Linked DNA regions of Homo sapiens: region 2 is linked to region 1. The links are chromatin loops, found by intact Hi-C in ENCODE. Cell type or tissue: heart right ventricle. All regions are shown on one strand. Each heading gives the region's core, and the rest is flanking DNA. Links, peaks and the distances in the headings are about the cores only.

Region 1 (5,370 bases), core at 284-5,283:
CTCACCTCCTGCGTCTGGCAGCTCAGCCCTTCTCAGGGGCTGCTGGACAGGCTTGTGGCCCTGCAGGAGGTGGTCAGCCTGTCAGTCCCTCTCTGGCTCAGAGACCAAGTCAGTGGTAGTTTCCCTTAAGGGAAATAGAGAAAGGTGTGGGGCCGGGGGTGGGGGGTATCTTTCCCGGCTATCGTTGCCCAGCCAGTTGGGTGCGAAATCTCAGTCCTGGAAGCAGCAAGTCCATCTGCAGAAGAGGACAGGCTGTTCAAAGGCACAAGGGTGGTCTTGGGCACAGGTCTGGCATCATGGGGCATCCTGTGTTCGGGATGATGACTGGTTTTCCCACCTTGCACCTTCCCTTCTCTTGAGTGGCAAACACTTTTGCTAAGCCCTGGCTGGGAAATGCCCTCTGTCCCCATGCACCATGTCCTTTCCCCACCTGCCCTCCTGAAACCCTTCTGATTGAGGGGAACAAACTGTGCTCCAGTCCTTTCCCCAGCTGCCCTCCTGAAACCTGTCCGATCAAGGGGGATAAACTGTGCTCCAGTCCTTTCCCCACCTGCCCTCCTGAAACCCGTCTGGTCAAGGGGGATAAACTGCGCTCCAGTTTGGCCTTTGGTCCCAGCCGCAGTCATTCCACCGGATGACCCTGGGGAGGCCTCCTCCTGCAGCAGGCCTTGGTTTTTCTCCCAAGGCAATTAGGGTGGGTAATCCTGGCTCCTATCTTACCTCACAAGGATGTGGTGGGATGGATTCATCAGGTTGGGGAAAATGCAGTCTGAAGTGAGTCTGTATCTGAAAAATAAGGCTGTAGCCCTGCTGCCATCTCACACTTGGGCTGGTGAATGTGCTTCAGTGCCTCCGTGATCATGTGCCTGGTGGATGTGCATGTGTGTGCTGGTGTGTGTCAGTGTGTCAGATATGAGCCTGTGTGTGTGCCGTGGGTGCACACACCCACAGAGGGAGTGGTCTCCCTCACAGCTCACTGGCTGTCAACCCCCATCACAGGTCTGCCTCACAGCCTCCCTGCCTCCCGCTTTGCTCTCTTGGTTGTGAAGGCTCTGGGTCCCCTATTCTCTTACAGACTTGATCTTGGAGTCCCTTAAGATCCCTAGAAAGAGGACCAAATGTCAGGTACAGATGAAGAAAGCTAATAGTTTTCCTAGGGTCCAGGGCATTGAAGACCAAGCCTGGCTCCCCTGGCCCCCTCCTCACTTTTCTCCCCTGACTCCACCCCTGCCTTCCCGTTACTTCTTAAAGTTCTCAAAGCTTTCTGTGTTCTTTCTTACCTTCAGGACTTTACACCTACTCTTTATTCCCTTTGCTTGGACTCTTGTCCTTTCCCACCTGTCCCTTCATGGGTACCTCCAAGCTTCCTTTAGGAATAAGCTTCAACTTCCCCTCCCTGATACCAGTCCCCGCCGAGTCCCCACCTAAGCCAGCCATGACACACATCACACCTTCTTGTAGTTGCTTGTTTAATTGTGTGTCTCTGCCACCAGATTCCAAGCTCTGTGAGGACATGACTTTCCTGTCTTACTTGCCCCTGCCTAGTACAGTGCCTGCCACCTAGTTGGAGCTTGGTACATATTTGAATTAACTGTAAATGAATGAATGAGTGAGTAGGAATGACTGATGACGGGTGAGGGAGGACCCAGTGCTCCTGATGCGCTGGTTCATCACATGGACTCACAATGCACGGTTCCATTGTCCATGGGATGCCCCGACTGCCACGTGCTTGATGGGACAGCAGGCTCCTTTGGGTTGCTCAGTCTGTCCTGGAATTCAACAGGAGACCTCATCTGAGCACCTGGTCATGCTCCAAAGAAGCCCTAAAATGCGAGGTCAGCTTTCTGAATACCAACTGCTGGGAAGGAACTCAGAGGGCTCTCAGAAAGCCTCCGGGAGGAGTGAAGTCCCCCCAGTGCAGCTGCCCCGGGCTGGTGGCGTCAGTGGCGGCTTAACTCTCTCATCCATCTCTCCCCATGGTTCCCATATGGGTCAGACTCAGCCTGTTTCCAGCCTCTCCCTTCCCCTGGCCTGTCCCCATCTCCCCCACCAGGTTAGGTCCTGGCCTAGTCCTCAGGGTGAGGGTTGCTTTCCCCAGCTTGTGCCCTGCTGCCTCTGGCTCCCAGGAGAGCTTCCTCTCTCCCGGGGTGCTCCCCGCGGCGGGGCGGCTGGTCTGGAGGAAGCAGCTGGCTGCGACTGACGTCTCCACCTGCTGGCCGTCCTGACCCTTGCTACGTGCAGCTCTCCATCCCTGCCACTGCTGCCGGTACTGTTGCTGCTGCTGCTGCTGCAATATTTTATAACAAACGACCCAGAGACCCTGGTAGGAAGCACGCCCAGGCAGATGACATGGCGTTCTGCTTCTGTCAGGATCTACTCACGTTGGATGCTCCGAATAAGTTTCCCCGGAGAAAAAGTCCGAGGGGGTAGAGAGATAACCCTCTGACTGTGTTGCTGTCCCCCAGGGATCCTTCCATGAAGACTGAGGCAGGCGGAGCTGCTAAGAGCCTGCTGACATGACATCGGCCACAGAGTTTGAAAATGTGGGCAACCAGCCACCTTACAGCAGGATCAATGCCCGCTGGGACGCCCCAGACGACGAGCTGGATAATGACAACAGCTCAGCCAGGCTCTTTGAGAGGTCCCGGATAAAGGCCTTGGCAGGTACTGTTTGGGGCCACAAGGGTTGGAGGGCATTCTCACAGTCACAAGGTTCACAGCCCTCCCCACCTAGTGTGAATCCTCTGTGTGTGTTGGGTGAGCCCTGGCATGGCAGTGATGGAGACGTGTTTGTCGGGCTCAGGGAGGTGGGGGTCCCCTTGGGAGGGAGCTCAGGCAGCCTCTGCCCCCAAGGCCTCTGAGAAGCAAGGAGGTGCTGGAGCTGGGACCAGGTGGGGCCTGCCCTCTGCCTCTGTCCTGAGTGACCTGCGGCCAAGTGAGAAGTACGAGAGTCTGGGCAAAGCAGTGTCTGAGGGCTGGACAGCCGGGCGCAGGTTCACAGGGCCTCCTGGTTAACCCCGATTTCCTGCCTGGGCCTAGAGAGAGGAATTACCATAGTCCTCTCTGTAGTCCCAAAAGGAGTGATTGGATAGGAAATCGAGAACAGATAACATCCTCCCCACTGCCTCAGGAAGGATTTTCTTGATGAAACCTTTCATCCTTAAACTGGAATTAGATTTTTGCTTAGCAGGTTCATAATAGATCTCTCTGTGTGTGTGTGTGTGTGTGTGTGTGTGAGAGAGAGAGAGAGAGAGAGAGAAGGTGGGGGTGGAGAATATCTTAAATCTCTAGTAGAAATGACTTCTCCTCCCCCTGTTGGCTGATATCTGATTCTTGGGATTTTTTTTTTTTCCCCAACTCCTGTGACTATTGCCTCCCTGAACTTGACCCAGGGTAAGTATATTCCGACCTTAAGTCTTCGGCCAATAAGAAAGTTTGAGTTACATGGGGTTGTGTGTGTATGTGTGGAAGGTGGGTTCCTTCACCTGATCCACCAGTCAGCAGCCCACACTGGACCTGTTTCCCTATCATTGACTGTTGCCGTCTTCCACCTCCTAAGAAGAGTACAACCTTCCCCATAAACACTTTCTGGAGTGATTCTCCCGCTGCCCCCATACCTTATGGCCCAAATTGAAGGTTGTAGTAATCCTCTTCCCCACTCCCTCCCTGTACTCAGCTCCCAGATACCACAGTCCCTGGCAGACCTTGAAGCCTGAGCAGGGCCCTGGACCCCTCTGGGACCATAATGACCTCACATCTTGGGAGTGTCTGGGCTTCTCATGCCGGGAAAGGAATGCTGCGGTGTCTCATCTCCCTTGTCATGACAAGGAATCCACTTGGGTCTCAGTCATTACCCCTGGTGTCCTTGCTCTTTACAGGAAACTCTCTTTCTTCTTTCTTTATCTCCTTCTCACCCTCCTTGACCCCACAAAATTCTCCCTTGGTTTCCCTTGGGGACGGACCATAACGGTGACCCATTGCTTTTGTGTATGTTAATTTAAGCCAACCAAACTTGGAACCATTGGCTTTGTCGTCAGTCTGGTTTTACCTTCTTATATCTCTGTGCTGGCTGGATCTAGCTGCAATGACCCTGGCGATCCAGGTGGAGGGAGAGGGGTACCATATTCCGTAAGATTTGCCAAAGCAAGGTAAGAGTGGGGACTGGCCTTTGTGCAGAGATTCTTTTATCTTTTTTAAGAAACCAAGGTAAATTCTATTTTAACAGTTGCTTGTTGTACTCCTACTATGTTTAAAGCTAAACCCCTGGCCAACCATGAAAGGGGAGAGGGGAACCACAGAGATGAATTCAGTATAGTGTCTGTCTCTCAGGAGTTCAAAATCTATTAGGGAAAAATGAACTATGTTCACAATTAATTAGCATGAGTGGAATTAGAGAAGAACTGTAGGATGGGCACATAAATTAAACAGCAATGAGAGAGCCAAGGAAGAGATGCAAGGAAAATCGGGGAACAGTTCATGGAGGAGGCAGCCTTTGAGCTGGGAATTGAAGGGTGTGTGTGATTCTGGCAGGCAGAAGGGCCCCGGGTTTCTCCAGTTGGCCTGTGTGTGTTGTCACCACGTCTGATGAGCTGCTTGGGAAGTTGGTGGAGACAGGTTAATGAGCCGAGCACAAAGCCGGGCGTGGTAGCTCATGCCTATAATCCCAGCACTTTGGGATCCTGAGGTAAGTGTATGGCTTGAGACCAGGAGTTCAAGACCAGCCTGGCCAAGAGGGCGAAACTCCATCTCTACTAAAATCCAAAAAAAAAAGAAATAGCTGGGCGTGGTGGTGCATGCCTGTAATCCCAGCTACTCAAGAAGCTGAGGCACGAGAATTGCTTGAACCCGGGAGGCGGAGGTTGCAGTGACCCAAGATCACGCCACTGCACTCCAACCTGGGTGACAGAGCAAGACTCTGTGTTTAGTGGTCAGTCCTAGGTTGATCAGGAAAGAGCCTTTGCTGACCTTGGCTGTGCCTAGTTGAGCCTCCTCCTCACCAGGAGCATGCATCTGACTTACCAGAGAATCTGAATGCCCCCCAGGGAGAGGAAAAGCCACAGAGCATAGAATTGTATGCCTGGGCCTTAACTATTCAGAACATCTGGCCAACAAGTAAATATGCAAGTTTGAGGTCCTTTCAAGATTTTCAAGAACAAACAACCTAAGTGGTTTACTGGCTTCCTTCTCCTGAGAGTCCACTCTAAGTGACCTGGGCTTGAGCTAAAGCTTTGGAAAGGTCTAAATAGGGTGGCCAGATGTGCCCATTCTGCTGGGTAGGCAGAATGGAGAAAGGGAGCATGTCAGCCTTCCTAGTCTCAACGTCTTGACTTTTTTTCCCTTCAGTACTGTTGTTGGGGCCACCTTAGCAGC
Region 2 (5,370 bases), core at 226-5,225, 57 kb before region 1:
AATGCACACCTTCTCTTCTGGCCCCAGAACTCTTCCAAATCTGCAGACTGCCTATGTGGAGCTTGCTGGGTAGCTCGGAAGTGTAGGTTTTCAACATGGGTGGGAGACCAGTGGGGGCAGTCCTTTGTCCAACCAGGATGAGGGTTAATCTCCTATCCTTCACATAGACAATTCCAAGAGGTATTCTATACTCTTCTGAGGAGGTCCCTCCAGACGTGATCCCTATTGCCCACAATGATGACCTTGATAACGAACATATGTATGTGTTTCCTTCTCCCTTCTTTTTTTTTTTTTTTTTTTGAAACAGAGTCTTGCTTTGTCACCCAGGTGGGAGTGCAGTGGCGTGATCTTGGCTCACTGCAGCCTATGCCTCCCAGGTTCAAGTGATTCTCCTGCCTCAGCTTCCCAAGTAGCTGGGATTACAGGTGCGCACCACCACACCCAGCTAATTTTTGTGTTTTTAGTAGAGATAGGGTTTTGCCATGTTGGCCAGGCTTGTCTTGAACTCCTGACCTCAAGTGATCCGCCTGCCTCGGCCTCCCAAAGTACTGGGATTACAGGTGTGAGTCACCATGCCCAACCTTTCTCCCTTCTTTTATTCTCCCAATTTCTCATTCCTGGCCACAGAGATCTGTTCCCCTTTCCCTATTATTTGACAATGCCCTTTCCTCACTGCAAGCCTAAATTTCCTCTCTTCCTCAGTTCTGATTTATCATTTCACTGTAACTCTATTAGCTGTAAAGCATTTGGGGATGCTGTCAGGATAACATGCTCTGTAGCAAATGAGGTTGTATTGAATTATTTAGCTTTCAGCTAAAGTGGAGATAACTAAAGCAGCTGAGCTGGTTTGTAAAATGTTGGGGTAATCTGTCTGCTGATTTGGAGTTTTATCATATTAATTTTTTCTTATGGTTGAAAATTATAAATTTTAAGGCTACAAAGAAAAATATGTATGCAACTATTCAGTTCAGTGCCACAGACCTATAGCTAAGGAATTATCTGGCTTGCATAGTATATAATTACGTAGCTGCAGAACCACCATTCTAGAGAACCATGAATTTATCTAATAAGTTTATTCATACAAGCTTTTAAAAAACCATAAATACATAATTTCCCTCCATTTTTTTCTAACAAAAATAGATGAAGGATTTCTTCTTGAGATATATAATAGTCTCAGCTTTTGAAGTTGGCCTGTTTTTCTTGAGCTTTCCTTGCCAGAATTTGACTTTTAAACATTTTTTTTCACAAAACAGAACTTTCTCTTTTTAACTCAGTAATAGAAAAATGCATTCTTAAATGTTGTCAACAAAGGGGAGGAGGGGATCACTGCGAATCTATCGATGACCATGAATGTTTTTGTATCCTCTTTCCCATATTACTAGTGTCTCTTGGAAAATTGAGCTGTAATAAGGATCCAGCCAAGAGGAGGGTGGAGTGAAGAATTCTGTGGCTCTGTAATACCTGGGGCGTTTGTCCCACTCAGCACATCTCAGTGTCTAAATACCCACCCTCAAGAAGTGGGACTGCAGCAGGAAGTGAAGTATCTTTGCATATGTTCAATATATAAACTAAACTCGAACATCTGGCAAACACCCCTTTCCTGGGTGAATTCTGGAAAACAGCACAATTATAATCCCAAGCAAATAACTCAGGAGTAAGACTGTTCCCTTGTTAAGAACACCAGGCAGCATCAGTAAAAGTTAAAACTTCTTCTGCATCTATGCGCTTTTAATCTCCACGGCCATTTCCATAATACCTGAGATTACCTGCGTTGATAGCTGGTGAGAAATCATCCCAGGCACCGCAGGTGGAGAAAAGAGATGAAAGCTACCTCAAGGCGTACACGTAAACCTTACTGAACAATGACCTTGATCGTTAGAAAGTCAAGAAAATGTACTGCCTTGCAAGCTGCCGGTGTTCTATTGAGTTTCTCTCCGGGGGCAACTCGGAGATGCCTTTTTGGCACCATCGGTTCTAGTATTTCCTCTGGCCTGCTGCGCCGCGCCTCATCCAGGCTTGTAGTGAGGCACCCCCACTCGCCCGGAGACCCGGGCCGGCCAGGAGGTGCCAGTGGGCAGGTGTGGCAGCCTGCCTGTTGATTACAGTCCCTACAATGTGCGAGCTCCTTGGGACTGCAGGCTGCGCGCCGCCAGCTTTGCCTGGTTCGTCCTGATTACACTAGGTTTTCGGGCAGAAACAGCGACACTGAGCTCGGGCTGGGGGTGGGGCCCTCGGGCCCAGTGCCCGCCCCCTGCCCTCCCACCGCCAGCCGAGAGAAGCCCGCCCGGGAGCGCGCTTTCTAATGCACCAGCCCCCGGGAACAATCTGTCCCTCCCAAACCCGCCACGGCGGGGGTTCACCTCCCGGGTACCCGCCGCGCCCACCCTATGGCCTAAATGTCTTTTCATATATTTTAAAAACTGAACTGTGTGCAGTGGGGATGCAGGGCGGGAAAGGCTGGAGGGCTCATTTTCGCCACCAGGCTTGCCTCTCCGGGCGCACGAATTAGGCCCGAGCTAGAGTCCAACCCCCTTCCCGCCTCAGGGGGCTCGGGGTGGCGCGGGGTTAGGGGCAATGAACGACGATGGAGGCGCCCCAGGCTCAGCGGCGGGCGGGGAGGCAGAGGCGGGTTCCAGGAGCCGGGCTGAGGCCCGGCAGGTGCCCCCAGGCGCGGAGGCTGATTGGCAGGTGCGTGAGTGGGTGGGGAAGGCGGGGGCTGGGCTTGGCGCTGCGGGAGGCTGCGGCCCCGCCTCCCCGCCCCCGCCGCGGGACTATCTGGTCCCGGCAGCAGCGATGTCCCCCGGCAGGAATGTCCCTCCTCAGATAATGTTATTTATATCTCTGGGCGGGTCCGCGGCTCGGCAGCACCAGGCGCCCGGCGGCCGCTGTGCCAGGAGCCCCGCGCTGCCCTCCTCCCCCTGCGCCGCCGCCGCCGCCACCCCCGGGCTCGGGGTGGCCCCCGCTTCAGTCCCAGGGCAGGTGAGTCCCAGGAGGGCCCGGCGGCCAAGGGAGCTGGGTGCGGGTGCGCAAGGCTGGGACGCGCGGCGCCAGCTCAAAGGAGCGCTGGGCCCAGGGGGCGCCTGACGCGCAGGGCCCAGAGGACCGGGTGGGAGTCCAGCCCCGGTTGTCGGGCGTGGGGTGGGAGGGGTGCGGGGCCCGGGAAGCCCGGCAGCTGCGGCAAAGATCATCCCGGGACGCGGGAACGCGCGCGGGCGTCCGAGGCACTTGGTGCTAGCTTTGGAGAGCGGGATCCCGGAGAGTCCGTCACCCCGGGGCGCAGGGAGAGGGTGACGGGGGTGCGTGTTCTCGTCCGCCTTCTCCAGGACCCCGGCCTGGGAGCGAAGGGGATTGCGCCTCTAGCCCGTCCGACCGCAGCGCTGCTCTCTGCCTTTTTTTGTCCGGCTTCTCAGCCTTGTGGCCGCTCATATCCCTCTTCTGGGGAACTTGGCTGCGCTCTCCTCGGGCCACCCAGCGCCCAGGCAGGAGGGACAGGTGAGGGCAGCAGAGGGGGCCGGGCCTCCGGGTGCTGGGAGCCACCCAGAGAGTGACCCCGTGTAGACCGAGGGAGGAAAGATCCTAGTGCCCCAAGCCATACTTCAAGGACCCCTAGTCTTCCTCTCCCAAAGAGTTCCTCTCTTCCTCTAAGCTTCTCCGGGCTACTCTACCCTCACCCTCCTCTCCAGTTTCCCCTCTTCCTCTAACTTGGTCTTGAGAAATAGCAGAAAGTGGGAGAAATAACAGAAGCTGTAAAACAATCCCCAACTCCCACCAACTCATCCGTACTTCCCAGGCTGGGGAAGCAGCTGCGGGGCTGGAGTGCTGTTTCCCTGACAACGAGCTTCAGGTAGGGCCTTGAGTTACAGCCTATTAATATCCAAACCACTGTTTTCAGTGAGCAATTAGAGGCGCCAGCCAGGAGTAAGGAAAATGAAAAGAAGCCACTGTTTTTTGTACATCTAAATTTTAGATGCATCAGATTGGGGGGTGGGGTGGGGGGATATAGTGACAGCCTTTTTGTACTGAGAATTTCTGTGGGGAGAGACTAGGCTGTCACCTCCAGGTAGGAGGCAGTCATGCAAAACCCCTGCCTGGAGGTAGTCACGATCCGTATTTTAGTTTCTAAGGGAAGAGATTCAGGCGGCTCCCTAATGAGAGGAGTCTGCAAATCAAAGATTTTTAGGCACAGCTCAACTGTCCACTGTCCTATCCTTAGCTTCACAGATGGCTCTGAATTTTATTCTAGAATTCCCTCTTCGCCCACCCCTTCCCCCACTATAACCCAAGGCAGGTCATTTCTTATTTTAGGATTCAGCTTTTATTCTTTTGCTCTGAGTCCCAGGTTCCAAAATGCAATTGAAAACACCTTTTTTTTTCTAAGTGCAAAATGATTGTTAATGTATGCTGAATGTCCAGCACCTGACACAGCTAGGCCTGTGCTTGCCTGGAGGCTTGCAGGCTAGCCAGGAAAGGGAATGTTAAACTTACATTGAAGAAGAGCCCACCAGCCTTGAAACCCACTAACTCCAGAGGTGGGTCATTTATAAAGAATTTTATCAAAAACTCTAGAGTAAAGCACCATTGAAAGACATAAACGCTCATGAAAATGTGGCTTTCAGACCCCTTAGCTGTTGCTCTTAGCTTTATCAGTGCCCCAGTGGCAATGATGGGGATGAGCCAGTCCTATTGATCTTGAGTTCTGGGAAGACTCAGAGTCCACTCATGGAATTGTAAGCACCCAAGGACTCCCAGGCATCCAGGATGGGCCTTGTAGCACAGGCGTATCAAGTTCTCCTGAGCGGCTTGCCCAGAAGAGAGTTGGGATACCACCTTTGGCTCTGATCAATGCTTCTTCCAAGTGTTCTGAAGGTGTCCTATAGCAGAACGCCTGCTAGATGACTAGTTTTGGGGGTGAAGGTATGACAGGAGCAAGACTCCTACCTGGGATCACATTTGGCAAAATAAAAATGAGTATTTTAGGCAAGCTAGGTGTGAATGACAGTTTTGAACTAAAGTCAAAATTTGACAGGTCTGCTGCAGCTCTGGAAACAAACTGTTTTTGGTAAATAATAATAGCTTTTATTCTGTCTTTTATGTTGTTGTACCCAGTACCTGGATGGTAGTGGAACCTCAGTTAACCTTTGTTGAATGAATGAGGAAACCAACAAATGAATGCTCAGCGTTTTCTCTATATTATCCAATTTAATTGTCATGGTAACTCTATAAGGTAGCTCATATCAACATTTTACAAGTAAGGAAACAGGTTCAGGAAGATTAAATAACTTGCCTCATATTACCCAGCTAATGAGAGATGGGTCCAGGATTCAAACTCAGTTTGTTTGGTTCTACCTTCTTTTTAAGGTTAGACACTCA

Evidence for each region. Hi-C counts contacts between places; a loop is a spot of excess contacts. Peaks named below come from ENCODE experiments on the same cell type or tissue, not always from the same donor. Only the 100,000 strongest peaks of a DNase experiment are listed, where the experiment ranks them.
Region 2: a loop joins it to region 1, with 2.9 times the contacts of the local background. A loop is called at or near these places in 34 of 110 quality-filtered maps.

Annotation. Positions count from the first base shown.
Region 1 is chr14:64,820,241-64,825,610 of GRCh38, reverse strand. SPTB (spectrin beta, erythrocytic) reads left to right here. Exons shown (of 36, transcript NM_001355436.2): 2 at 2,466-2,664. The coding sequence starts at 2,517. Among named protein-coding and RNA genes, the nearest start is that of MIR7855, 37 kb to the right of the region's middle. In heart right ventricle, for the core only: CTCF peaks have their summits at 2,008 and 2,211 (motif pointing left); a DNase peak (open chromatin) is centred at 2,190; H3K4me3 peaks cover 537 bases; H3K27ac peaks cover 1,504 bases.
Region 2 is chr14:64,877,401-64,882,770 of GRCh38, reverse strand. It overlaps SPTB (spectrin beta, erythrocytic), which reads left to right and starts at 2,864. Exons shown (of 36, transcript NM_001355436.2): 1 at 2,864-2,979. It overlaps LOC105370534 (a long non-coding RNA gene), which reads left to right. Exons shown (of 3, transcript XR_943942.3): 3 at 1,383-1,890. RefSeq lists silencers at 2,244-2,323, 2,394-2,533, 2,584-2,753. In heart right ventricle, for the core only: no CTCF peak of the experiment used is centred there; DNase peaks (open chromatin) are centred at 2,240, 2,770, 3,139 and 3,312; H3K4me3 peaks cover 3,003 bases; H3K27ac peaks cover 2,993 bases; H3K27me3 peaks cover 3,841 bases.